Regions from separate parts of the Homo sapiens genome. Here regions 2 and 3 are each linked to region 1. A link is a contact called in ENCODE Hi-C or POLR2A ChIA-PET data. All regions are on one chromosome and are shown on one strand. Each heading gives the region's core, a stretch centred on a gene start or an enhancer-like site at or near the end of the contact. The rest is flanking DNA. Distances are from core to core; before and after follow the strand shown.

Region 1 (4,032 bases), core at 340-2,839:
CCTTAGCCCCAGGAAGCACAGGAGTCACATCACTTTCTCATTTAAGATTCACTTGCTCAAATCTTCTTTTGTCCAGTTCCACCCTACTTTTTCTAAAGCTGCATGATGCATCTGTAGGCACTCCTTTGTACCACTTACTATGTGTCAGACCTGGTATCTTGATTTGACCTCATTTTGCTTACAGCAACCATGTTTTTGTTTCTTGCAACAACCAAGTTTCTGTTTACTTACGGCAACCAAGTGATTTCTGTTGTTATCTCTATTTCATGGGTGAGGAAATCGAGCATTAGAGAGGGCAAATAAAGTACCCAAAGTTAGAGATTCGGCAAGTCTTTGGGTTCATAATATTTGAACCCAAGCCCTCTGATCCCATAGTCCACATTCTTAACCACTGTACCAGTGCTTCTCAAAGTATAGACCACTGACCGTCGGCACCAGGGTCACTGGGTGCCTGTTAAAGTGCAAATTCCTGGGTCCCATTTTCTATCTACTTACCTGATGAAAAGGGATCTGGTGAAAGAATATTCAAGGCAGAGAAAACAGCAACTGCTGAGGTGGGAATAAGCAAGGATCAGAAAAAGGGTGAGAGAGGCTGGAGCACAATGAGCCCAGGAGGGTGGTATGAGGTCCGGAGGCTTCGGATTTTGGATCTCTTTTCTTCTTTTCCTTTCCTTTTGCCTTTTGCCATTCCTTTTGCCTTTTGCCTTTCCTTTCCTTTCCTTTCCTTTCCTTTCCTTTCCTTTCCTTTCCTTTCCTTTCTCTCTTTTTCTTTCTTTTTTGAGAGGGTTGCACTGTGTCACCCAGGCGGAATGCAGTGACAATCACAGCTCACTGCAGCCTTGACTTCCTGGGCTCAAGCATTTCTCCCACTTCAGTCTCCCAAGTAGCTGGGACTACAAATGCATGCCACCACACCCGACTAACTTTTGTGTTAGGGGGTGGTCTCCCTGTGTTGCCCAGGCTGGTCTCAAACTCCTGGGCTCAAGCAATTCTCCCGCCTCAGCCCCCCAAAGTGCTGGGATTTTAATTTTTTATTTAGTTAGATGGGAAGCTCTTGGACAGTGGTAAGCAGGCGAGCGATAAGACCCACCTCACATTTGAACAGATGGCAGCTGTCACTAAAGAGTTGTAGAGTTGTGGAATTTTGGAGTTGTAGAGTTATAGAATTGTGGAGTTGTGAAGCTGTGAAGTTGTTGTAGGGAAGCAGCTGCCCAGCCAGCGCACTTCCTTGCATCTAGAGATGTCATAGATGAATTCTGGCCATTGGAAGGAGAGCAGAAGTGATTTATGGGTGACTTTTGGGCAGAGGTATTGAAGGAGCAGATATGCCTGCTTCATGTTCTCTCCGCCCTTCTACCAGCTGGGTGTTGATTCCATGTATTAAGATGACTGGGCTCTCCCTCTCCCAGCCTGGCATTGACAAGGAGTCCCCACATGAACTATTCCCTGAGCAATAAAAAATGGAACACAAAATGTGTATTATTCAAATGTGGGGATTTCCTTGTTACAGTAGCTACTATTACCTTAAATGATACATGACTCATGCTTTGCCAACATCATTTTGGCTGCTATGTGGAGGTGGAAGGGGGTGGCAGAGAGACCAAGGTAGAGGCTACTGCAGAAGTTCTAATGGGACTGGGGGCTGGCATAGATTACCTGGGTGGCACTAGAGTGGTGGAAACTGGAGATACTAGATATATTTTGGAAGAATTTTCCCCCAAACCAGCAAGATGTGCCATTAGATTAAATGGGGATGTGACAGGAGAGATAAATCAAAAGTGCAAGGTTTTCAGCTTGAACTCACTGAAAATACAGAGATGCCATTTTCTGAAGTGGGGACTGGAATATTTGAAATCTTCTCCTGCCTGCAGTTCTCTCACTCTGCAATTTGCCCTGAACAACCTCCTAGTTGTGGACCTTAGACCACATGATTCATCCCCTGAGGCCTCCTCCATACCCTACAGACCTCACGTGTACTTCACGTGTTCACGCTGAAAGAAAAATTTGTCCTACACTCTCTCGGCCTGAACAACTGACTACTTGATAAAATAAGATTTGTAAACATAAAAAAAAAAGCAATTATAACCTCAAATGGGTTTAAGTTGCTTTCCCATTCTTACCAGGCCAGAGCACAAATAGAGAAGGAATGTGTCTTTCGTGTTTGCAATTAGGAAGTGAAGGAGATGGTGCTAATCATAGAGTTTCTGTTAGTTCTGGGCTGACCTTGTTTGAAGTATGGTTGCAACACACTTTATGACCCTACCAGCTCAATGGAATTTTTGTTTATTGCTTCCTCTCCTCTCTGTGTCCTCTGACTGTGGGTCTACTCAGTATGACAGTCTCTCCAGGGCAGGATTGTGTCTGTTTACCTTGTTCTGCACTGGACTTCACTTACCATGGTGGCTGTGGCAGAGCTGGGTCATTAGGACTCTTTGGAAGATAATGCCCTGTGAAAGAGGAATGGGGTATAGGAAAAAAGAGGCAATGGGCATGAAAGATGTGAGAATGGATGGGAAAAAAAAGATATAATAATATAAAATAATGTCATATATGAAATAATATAAAAAATAAATTGAGTATTTGTTTTTCAGTTAACCAATGTCAGAATATATATTATTCTAAGACCCTCACTCTACTCTGTTGTCCTAGGAGCTCTGGAGGGAAGCATTAGATATGGCTCTTAACCTCAGGGGGCTTACAGTCCAATCAGGAGACCCAATGCAAATGGAACAATGAATCAAGATACTATCTAACAGGACTAGACCATGCCAGTAAGTGCTGTAGGAGTTTAAAGATGAAGTAGCTCTTTGAGGCTGCAGTAGTCTGTTGATGGTGCTTCTCTCAGGAGGTCCCAGGAGGGGTGACTGTTCTTTCTGGAACATGGTCATGGGAAAATCCCTCATACCTACTTTAAGCCAGTAAAAGAGAATGTCCAGAAAGGCCAGGTATTTGGAATTGGACCTAAGTGACAGGCTTCATATACAAATATGCATTGGTTTACGGACAATTGTATAGTTTTTTTCTTCACTGCCACCTAAACCATCATTATCAGCACTTGAGTCCTCTGTGACCATCACTGCTGTCCATGGGCAGTATGCACAAGTGGAACAAAGCCAACGCCTCAACTGTGAGACAGTTTGTCTCTTAGGGTTAGGGAAGATGAGGGCTAAGGGTGGAGGGAGAAGGTACAGCATGGCGAAGCTCATCATAGATCCCTTGGAACACTATTCCTACTGATTTGTTACTCCCTTTTCTCCCTCCATGCTTTGTCTTTCCCTGTTACACACACACTGTTATTCTTCATCTGTCCGCAGCCCAGTCATTGGAACTTGGATGTAAGTGGCTTCTACAACCAAGTGAGGCAGAGAAATGGGCAGCAGTGATGACTCTATAAAGACTTTTGTCCTTTCATTCATTCAAGGTGGTGTACAACCCAAAGATGAACACATGACCCTTGTCCTCAAGCAGCTCAATCTGTGAAAACTATCATATGAGTTAATGTGGTAACAGAAGCATGCGCACAAAGTACTCTGGAACAACAGGCAGGGACCATTTAGACCTGCTGCAGTGTGTGTGTCTGTGTCTGTTTATCTATGTATTATATGCAGGCAGATTGTGAAAAAAGACAAGTTTCACAGAGGAGATGATACATGATCTTTTCTAATTCACTGAAGCATACAGCTATCAAAGGCCTGAGGACTCTTGAAAGATGAGCAAAATTTCATCATGCAGAGAAGGGAAGTGTAAAGACAGGAAACAGCATGTGAAAGGCATTCTATTCTATTTAAATCTAGGAATACTGTCTTTAGGATGTTCTTGGCTGATTAAATCAGATGCATCATCATATTATACTATCATGATTTACCAATACTGGTTATTGCCTAGATTTTATCCATGGACTCTCCATTGGCATCATTAGTGATGAGAGCTGGAAGCTTGAGCACACCCTGCCATAAAGTTGTTTGTAACAGAAGACATAGTTTGTACTTTGTTTTCTCTGTTTCAGTTTTGGTTTCCACCTCTAATTTGATA
Region 2 (4,155 bases), core at 371-2,870, 300 kb after region 1:
TTAAAAAATAAATAAAACAAATGTTTTAAAAACCTTATTATTGTTACTATTTTTATGAGAGTCTTAGATTCCTAAATTTTTAGATTCCTACATTTTATGAGATTTAGGATTTTCTTGGTTGGAAAAAGAAAGTTCTAATCATGATCCACTCGTCATGTAATACAGGAAAAATTACTATAAATTTTGTACAATATTTGCTCTTTCTCTCTAGGATTAGAATCACCACCACTAGGTGGAAGTGATATCCCACAAATCCTCCCAGGTTCTTGGTGTGGAGAGTAAATGGTCAGTGTTCTAGAGGGTCTGCATAAAAGGACATCTCAAAAGCTTGCTTCTATTAGTGCCCAAGAAAATCAACAGGCCAAGCATAAAAAAACAAAACAAAACAAGCTTTTAATTGCCTCTGTGATTAGAAATCACCGAGGAAGAAAAATACAATTAACATCTGTATCAGAAATTGATTCTCAAATACCTTAGGACATTATTTATGATAGTCCAGGAAATGGGGAAATACACTATTAGGCCCAAACTACATGTTCTCTATACCTCAGTCATGATAACAGCAATAAAAAAGTATAGATATGATATAGAGGAAGTTAAGAAGTATTATTACTGTTACCATCTAAGAAATGTATTTTTGTAAATCTTTTTTTTTTTTTTTTGAGACGGAGTCTCCCTCTGTCGCCCAGGCTGGAGTGCAGTGGCGCGATCTCGGCTTACTGCAACCTCTGCCTCCCAGGTTCACGCCATTCTCCTGCCTCAGCCTCCCAAGTAGCTGGGACTACAGGCGACCACCACCATGCTCAGCTAATTTTTTATATTTTTAGTAGAGACAGTGTTTCACCTTGTTAGCCAGGACCGTCTCAATCTCCTGACCTCGTGATCCGCCTCCCCAGGCCTCCCAAAATGCTGGATTACAGGCGTGAGCCACCGAGCCTGGCCTATTTTTGTAAATCTTAAGGATTGAATTAGGAAGTAATCCTGCAACCACATGCCATGTTTTAGGAAAATGGAGCAGTGGTTTACATCAAAAGAGCTGGTGGTGAAATATCTTACGGAAGACGAGTACAGGGAGCAAGCTGATGCTGAAACGAACAGTGCTCTGGAGGAGCTACGCCGGGCCTGCCGAAAACCCGACTTTCCCTCATGGCTGGTCGTCTCCAGACTCCACACTCCTAGCAAGTAAGTCCCGCTCTGCTGCTCGGACCATAGTTTAGTTCAGAATGATTTAAAAAATAATATGATGGTTTGGTACAGGCACTTCAGGGTAGAAATAGACTGTTTCCCTGGATAACAGATGATGTGGAAGTTGTCAGAGGTCCCTTTTCTCAGTACTGTGACTTTGCACAGTAGAACTGCTGATGTCAGAATAAATATTTATCTGATGTTTTATAGGGAAGGCTATAAAGATAACTTCCCTATGCGAAGGGAAGGTGGAATAGGATGTGTGACCTGCTTCTCACCCTATTGGTGGGGAAAATCTTTTTTGTTTTGTTTTGTTTTAGATGGAGTCTTGCTCTGTCACCCAGGCTGGAGTGCAATGGTGCAATCTCAGCTCATTGCAACCTCCGCCTGCCAGGTTCAAGCAATTCTCCTGCCTCAGCCACTTGAGTAGCTGGGATTACAAGGCGCGGGCGCCACCATGCCCGGCTAATTTTTGTATTTTCAGTAGAGATGGGGTTTCACCATGTTGGTCAGGCTGGTCTCTAACTCCTGACCTCGTGATCTGCCTGCCTTGGCCTCCCAAAGTGCTGGGATTACAGGCATGAGCCACCGCACCCAGCTGGAAAATCATTTTTAAAGTTCACTAAGAAAGACGTCTGTCCCAAAATTTTTCCTTATTGCTTTCTCTTCCTCATAACTTTATCCAAATAACAGTGCCCTCAAATTAAAGATGGAAGGGGGAAGTATTTGAAACAAAATAATGAATAATAATAAATTCAAACTAATAAAAAATAGAGACAAGAAGGAATTAGAAAACAGGAGTGAGTACATTTGGCTTACTTAGTGCTTATATATCTGCCCTAATTCTCTGCCCTTTCCATGAATAGCTGTTTTTAGAGGGATCACATAAGCCATTCCCATTTTTACACCCACTGTGTAAATGCCACCCTGTATTGATGCAAAGTCAAATTTAATTAAAGGGGATAAATAGCAAGGGAACATGTTATCTTTCAAATAAACCTTCCTGAGATAACATTAACTTTATTTAAAACAAAAAACTTGTTAGATTTGCAGACTTTGTTCTTGGAGGAAGCCACTTGTCACCTGAAGAAATCAGTCTGCATGAAGAGCAGTATGGCCTTGGGGGTGCCTTCTTGGAAGAGCAGCTCTTTAACCCGAGTACTGCCTGACATGCGACCTTCAAGTTGACTTCATTCTGGACAAGGAAGTGGGCAAAGGGCAGGGATTCTATTAAAGTTAGGCAGAACTGTTCTAGTGAACGGTGGCAAAAACATTTGCTGTGGAGAAAAACAAGTCAGTCTGGAAAGGGAAACCAACCCATTTTGAAGATAACTTAGCATTCTTGGTGACTTCTGCTACTTATTGTACTGTAGGTGGATACCAAAATTCTGTGACAGCCACTACCACTTACCTTGAATGAAGGCTTTCATTAGGAACAGGGGAATGGCGTTGTTCTTAAGGGGCTAGTAAGCATGAACAGGTGCTTTGTCGACACCAGGGCACTAAATCTGGTCTTAATCCCCTGAACCTGTGTCAGAAGACTCTGCAATACTCTTCCTATAGTTCGTCAGTATAAGTCCTTAAAGAGACCTGAGACATGCTGGACCAGTGTTTTCCAAAGTACAGCTCACAGGCTACTACCAAGTGTTGGTCAATAAAGGTATTCTGAGGTCAACTAAGATTGATATAAAGTTAAACTAATGTATTTCAGTATCTCTCAGAGGCATTCATAATGCTCGTGTGCACTGTGAATCTCCCAAAGGGGAGAAATTGTGTGCTGCAGTTTCTTGCTTAATTTGACCACAGAACTCTTTTTCATGAGATTAATATTCCTTGGAACACGTTTGGAAAATGCTAATGGTGGTGGAACTGAGCTCATGAGAGGTTAAATAACTTGTGCAAGACCACACTGAGATGCAGCACTGGTAGAAATCCAGCCCTGATGTATCCTTTGACTCAGGTAGACAAGATCTTCAGGTGCAAGCTTAGGAGCCATCTCCCTACAGCCATGGGCCTCACAATGTTGGTGGCTTTACTTTTTATTTTTCAATAATGGCCAACTTGCTATTTAACTGTGATAAAGGGAAATGTTTCTGAAGACATTTTAAAGTTTTTTATACATACGTAAGATTTTTATATACATACGTAAGGATTAGATACTATGATTACTTTTTTTGTATTTTGAAATTGAAGGCACTTAAGCTCTTGTGATATTTTGAATTGACTGATCCATTTAAAAAATTGTTTAGCTATAGGTGTTTGTAACAATTTCTTATAAAATGATTTTTTTTCTTGATTCATGATATTAAACTCCAGATTGAAATGAGGGGCTATGAGCTTTGACCCTGAGGAAAGAAGGCCAAAACATAGATCTGAGGAAAGATTTGAACATGGCAAGACAATCTCAGGGTTAAGATGTTGCTAAGTTGATTCTGAGAATCAAAATCAGGCTTTTTTTCCTGTGATGGGATCATAAAAATAATCTTTTTATCAGGACAAAGGTTATGGGCGAAGGATAGACAGAATTTTGGCACTGCTGCTTTCCTGAGCCAAATTAAGTAGTTTTTCTAAATCATGAAAAAAGAGCATGACTATCCATCTGGAACTTCCTAGATTGATTTTCAAATGATAGTTCCTCTTTGAAGTATTTACAGGTCTGTTTTTGCCAGACATCTTTTCATACTGGGAACTTTTTTTTTTGTAATATCCACTAAAGTTAATCTGCCTTTATATAGACTTGGATTTTTAAAAAACCAAAGGATATATTTTCCATTCAGATTTATGGTAACTATTTTATGAGTAAATAGAAGTTTGAATATTTTTCTTATGGTTTAATCTGTTTTTTTAAATTATATTTATTGGTGATATAAATGTATCAGATGTATCAGTGCCTGTGCTCACCAAGTTCGTCTCCTAAGAAGCAGTTTGTGTGCTACAACGTATGCGTATGAGTAAATAACACATGAACAA
Region 3 (3,912 bases), core at 1,318-3,817, 490 kb after region 1:
CCCCAACTGGCAACAGCCCAGGAATCTATCAGGAGGAGCACAGATCAGTAAACTATGGGGTATTCATATAATGAAATACTACTCAGTAATAAAATGGAGGAAACTACCGATACACACGATATGGACATTTTGCTAAGTGAAAAATGCTATACAAAAAAAGCGCACACTGTATGATTCCATTTTATATGAATTTTCAGAAGATGCAAAACTAATTGATGGTAGAGAAAAATCAGACTGGGTGCAGTATTTAACACCTGTAATCCTAGCACTTTGGGAGATCGAGGCGGGGAGATCTTTTGAGCCCAGGAGTTGGAGGCCAGCCTGAGTAACATGGCAAGACTCTATCTCGCAAAAAAAAAAAAAATACAAAAATTAGCTGGGTGTGGTGGCATGTGCCTGTAGTCCCATCTACTCAGGAGGCTGAGGTGGGAGGATTGCTTCAGCCCAGGGAGGTTGAAGCTGCAGTCAGCTATGACTGTGGCACTGTACTCTAGCCTGGGTGATAGAGTGAGACCCTGTCTCAAAACAAACAGTGGTTCTCGAGACAGAACAGTGGTTGCTTCTGGGGCGGGGGTTGGGGTGGGGAAGGCAGTGGTAGGCAGAGAATGTCTGGGAAATCGTGAGAGGAAACTTTTTGGGGTGATGACAATGGTTTATATCTAAGGAATTTTGGTTACACAAGTGTATACATTTGTCAAACTCAGTGAATGTACACTTAAGATTTGTGCATTTTGTTGTATGTAAATTTTGTCTCAAAAGGGAAAATATGTAAACAAATATTTAACTCTAGGTAGTAAGACACATGCCATATTTTGGGAGAAGTAAAACGATGCTTGTAATTAACTTTGAAATGCATTTAAAAATAAGGTATTTGGGATAAGGAATAAAGCAAGATAAAATGTAAATCTAGGTAGAATCTATGTGGTGAGCACATAGGCGTTTGCTTTAAATTTTTATAATTTTGCTATATGTTTGAAAATCTTCAAAATAGAATGTTAAGATAATTTTCTTTAAAGGACTGAGGTTTCTAGAGCGGGAAGCCAGAAGACGATAGCATCATTAGAAGAAATAGAGAATTTAGGAATAGGAAGGACAGCTTGGTGGAAGGTGTGGCATAACTGACAGGTCTTGATACCTACGAAGTCCTAAGTAATTTATGCACATATTTCTATATTTCAATGGATCTTCACAAACACCTCTAATCATCAGCACATCCATTTTCAGATGAGAAAATGGAGGTTCTGAAAAGCTATATAATTTGTTCAAGGTCATTAAACTATTAGTGTGCTAGGGGTAGGACTGATTACATAATTTGCAGGCCTAGTGTAAAATGAAAATTTGTGTTTCCTTGTTCAAAAATTATTAATAGCACAGCATTAAAACAAGCACAGGGCCCTTCTAACGATGAGGCCTTGTGAGACTCAGGTTTCACACACATGAAGCTAGGGCGGCAAGGAAGATTTGAATCTCAGTCTGACTAACAGGAAAGCCCATGCTTTTTCCAGTAAACCATGCTAGGTCAGATGAATGGTTCATTTCTGTGCGCAGTGAATGAGGCATGATGGTGATGTCAGATGGTGATGTCCTGTAGCCAGTTAAAAACCAAATTGCAGGTAAGGAGTTCCTTCTGTGATGTCTGTTGTCTGTCCTCTTCTCAGTGGGCATTTGGTTATTACATTTGACCTAGGTTAGCAACGTAATTTTTGATCAAAGTCTCAACAGTGTATCTCTTTAAATATCAAGGTACTAAGAATAACTCCTTTCATGTGTCCTCTCTGAAATTTGTCACCGGATTTCTTCTTTCTGATAAATGTGTCAATACTTAATAGTGGCGATGAAATGTCTTCTGCTACACATCTGGGTGGATCTGGAAGCGGAGGAACGTTTTCCTCAATTTAACAGTGGATCCTAGTAGTTGAGTTAAATGTTGGTTTCATTTAAGAGTAAGCTACTTTCTGAATGTAATTATGCTTCCACTGATAACAGCAACTTTTACTTTAGTTGGGAAGACATATCTATTATGTCTTAATCAGACAACTCTTGTGTGTCTTTGAGGAAGAGTGGGAGATCTGTAACTTTTCCCAAGAAAAATGAAAATGTCTCAATCCTAATATTAAAGGAATTCGGCTGTATTGGGTTAGGAATGAATAAACTACATCGATGTCCTTTATCAACTGTAATTCCTCTACTTGAGTCTCAAAGAATACTAAGTTTACGTTTTAATAAAAAATTACTAAAATTCCAGAAAAGTCTTTCACATCAGTCCCTGCTGGTCAAATTGGCAGGCCAAGCCTAGACAACAGGTTGCGCTTTGGGCTAAGACAGCCTCTAGAGGGCAATCTCCTTTCCTGCGAATCCGCCCTAGTCCGTTCTATCCTCCCTCTTCCCGCTCCGCCTCAGCTCGCTCTCCGCCTTCTCCCTGGCCCGGTCCCCGATCCCTTCCTCTCCCTCAACTATTTCCTCCAGGCGTCGTTCTTGCCCCGCCCTTCCCCGTCGCGTAGCGGAAACGGTCGCTCTGGCTTCCTGGAGGACTTGTCATCTGTGCCCGGCGGCGCAGGACGGCGGTGGGCGGGGCTCACGCGAGGCGCTGGAACGGTCCGGGAGATTCTCGCTCTGCTGCTTTAGCTTCGGAGTGTTTGGCGATGGGGCAGCGCGAGATGTGGAGGCTCATGTCGAGGTGAGTGAGAGAGCGAGGGGCCAAGGGCAGGCTCTTCAGCGGCACTCGCCACAGTGGGAAAAGGGCCGGGGGTGGAGACTGCTGGCCTCGAAGTTTCGAGTCGCGCTCAGAGGCGCCGCTGTGAGACCCCAACCTTGGCCCTCCCCAAGCCCCAGCCCCCGTCCCTGTCTTTCCTTTCTCCCTCTAGCATCTTCTTTGCAGCAGCACTCTGGTTTTCTGCCACTCTGGCTCTTAATTCAGGCTTGTCCCCACACGACTTTAATTCTTTTGGCCTCAGTTTCTTTCCTTTCTTAAAAGTTGGGTGCAGTCTGGGGACACGGACAGATTTAGCTTAGCGGAACTGTGCGGCATGTTTTGTGCAGCCAGCACACACAGGTGCTTTGCCAGTTGCTGCACCTCTCTCTGCCCGTGGTGTGATTTTATTCAGCTTTCTTGCATGGCTGCAGCGTCAGTATAGGCATTTGGAACTTTCAGGCTAGTGTTGAGGGACATTTAACGTGGCATGGGGGAGCATGTTTGCAAACATTGTTTAACTTTTTGAAAGTACCCCTCACTGCGCTTTGAGCTCAGCCTAGGAAATCTGGTAGCCATCATCTTTAGGCTGCATGCGCCTTAAACAGCCCACTGCCTGGCCCTGTACTGTCATACCAGGTAGCAGCTGCGCCCACTTGAAGGGAGAACCGTCCTTATTTCTTTAAAATAAGGACGACTTAAATTACTGGATTCTTTAAGCCTTAGAGTTTGCCTTCTGGGTTTCCTGAAAAGGGATGGAGGTGTTTCCTTGACTTAAGAAGAATAGTTTCAGGGGAAAGTGTCTAGATGTCTAACACTGTATCCACAGACCTAATTCTCAGTAAATTTTTGTTATACATTTAAGAGTTGCTTTTCTGTTTGTTTTTTTAATACCTTAAAATTAGTTGTCCTTGCACCAGCTCATGGAGAGATTTAGTAAATGCTAAGAAAATCAGTACACGTAATCGTTACTGCCGCTTTTTCAGTGTTGTCAGCAAATAGCAAATAGAGAAACAAACTGGAAAGACATGTTTGTTAAAGTTAGCTGACTTAGGAAAGGATCTGTCATTTCCACAATTCAGCTTGGCTTTCTTCCACCCCACGTTCCAAGATGCAGTACTCTGTAGGTGAGGCCAGGACCATTTTGGGGGCTTTGATCTGAGATGCCTTTTCCAGACTCAGCCCTGAAGTGGGTATTATCCTAGAAAGCAGAGGCCAAGATG

Evidence for each region. A loop is a pair of places that touch in the nucleus more often than their neighbours do. ChIA-PET counts read pairs that join two places held with the same protein, here RNA polymerase II (POLR2A). Pooled maps may share reads with other maps.
Region 2: a loop to region 1 is called in a map of PC-9, with 4 times the contacts of the local background. The contact joins two enhancer-like sites. A Hi-C loop is called at or near these places in 16 of 168 maps with a recorded cell type or tissue (Caco-2, Calu3, GM12878 and 12 more), 18 of 37 single-sample maps with no recorded cell type and 18 of 50 pooled maps. POLR2A ChIA-PET finds 5 or more read pairs at or near these places in 1 of 52 experiments (activated T-cell).
Region 3: a loop to region 1 is called in a map of PC-3, with 4 times the contacts of the local background. The contact joins the promoter of HIBCH here to the enhancer-like site in region 1. A Hi-C loop is called at or near these places in 8 of 168 maps with a recorded cell type or tissue (K562, PC-3, Right ventricle myocardium inferior and 5 more) and 16 of 50 pooled maps. POLR2A ChIA-PET finds 5 or more read pairs at or near these places in 4 of 52 experiments (PC-3, activated CD4-positive, alpha-beta T cell, activated T-cell and 1 more).

The regions. Positions count from the first base shown.
Region 1 is chr2:190,807,533-190,811,564 of GRCh38, reverse strand. No RefSeq gene overlaps it. Among named protein-coding and RNA genes, the nearest start is that of GLS, 71 kb to the left of the region's middle. Within about 2 kb of position 1,589, at least 3 of the 41 ENCODE cell types and tissues checked have a DNase peak (open chromatin) inside an H3K27ac peak, as active enhancers do.
Region 2 is chr2:190,507,388-190,511,542 of GRCh38, reverse strand. NEMP2 (nuclear envelope integral membrane protein 2) reads left to right here. Exons shown (of 9, transcript NM_001142645.2): 8 at 1,006-1,182; 9 at 2,231-4,155. The coding sequence ends at 2,354. Among named protein-coding and RNA genes, the nearest start is that of NEMP2, 25 kb to the left of the region's middle. Within about 2 kb of position 1,620, at least 2 of the 41 ENCODE cell types and tissues checked have a DNase peak (open chromatin) inside an H3K27ac peak, as active enhancers do.
Region 3 is chr2:190,318,481-190,322,392 of GRCh38, reverse strand. HIBCH (3-hydroxyisobutyryl-CoA hydrolase) reads left to right here and starts at 2,567. Exons shown (of 14, transcript NM_014362.4): 1 at 2,567-2,677. The coding sequence starts at 2,643.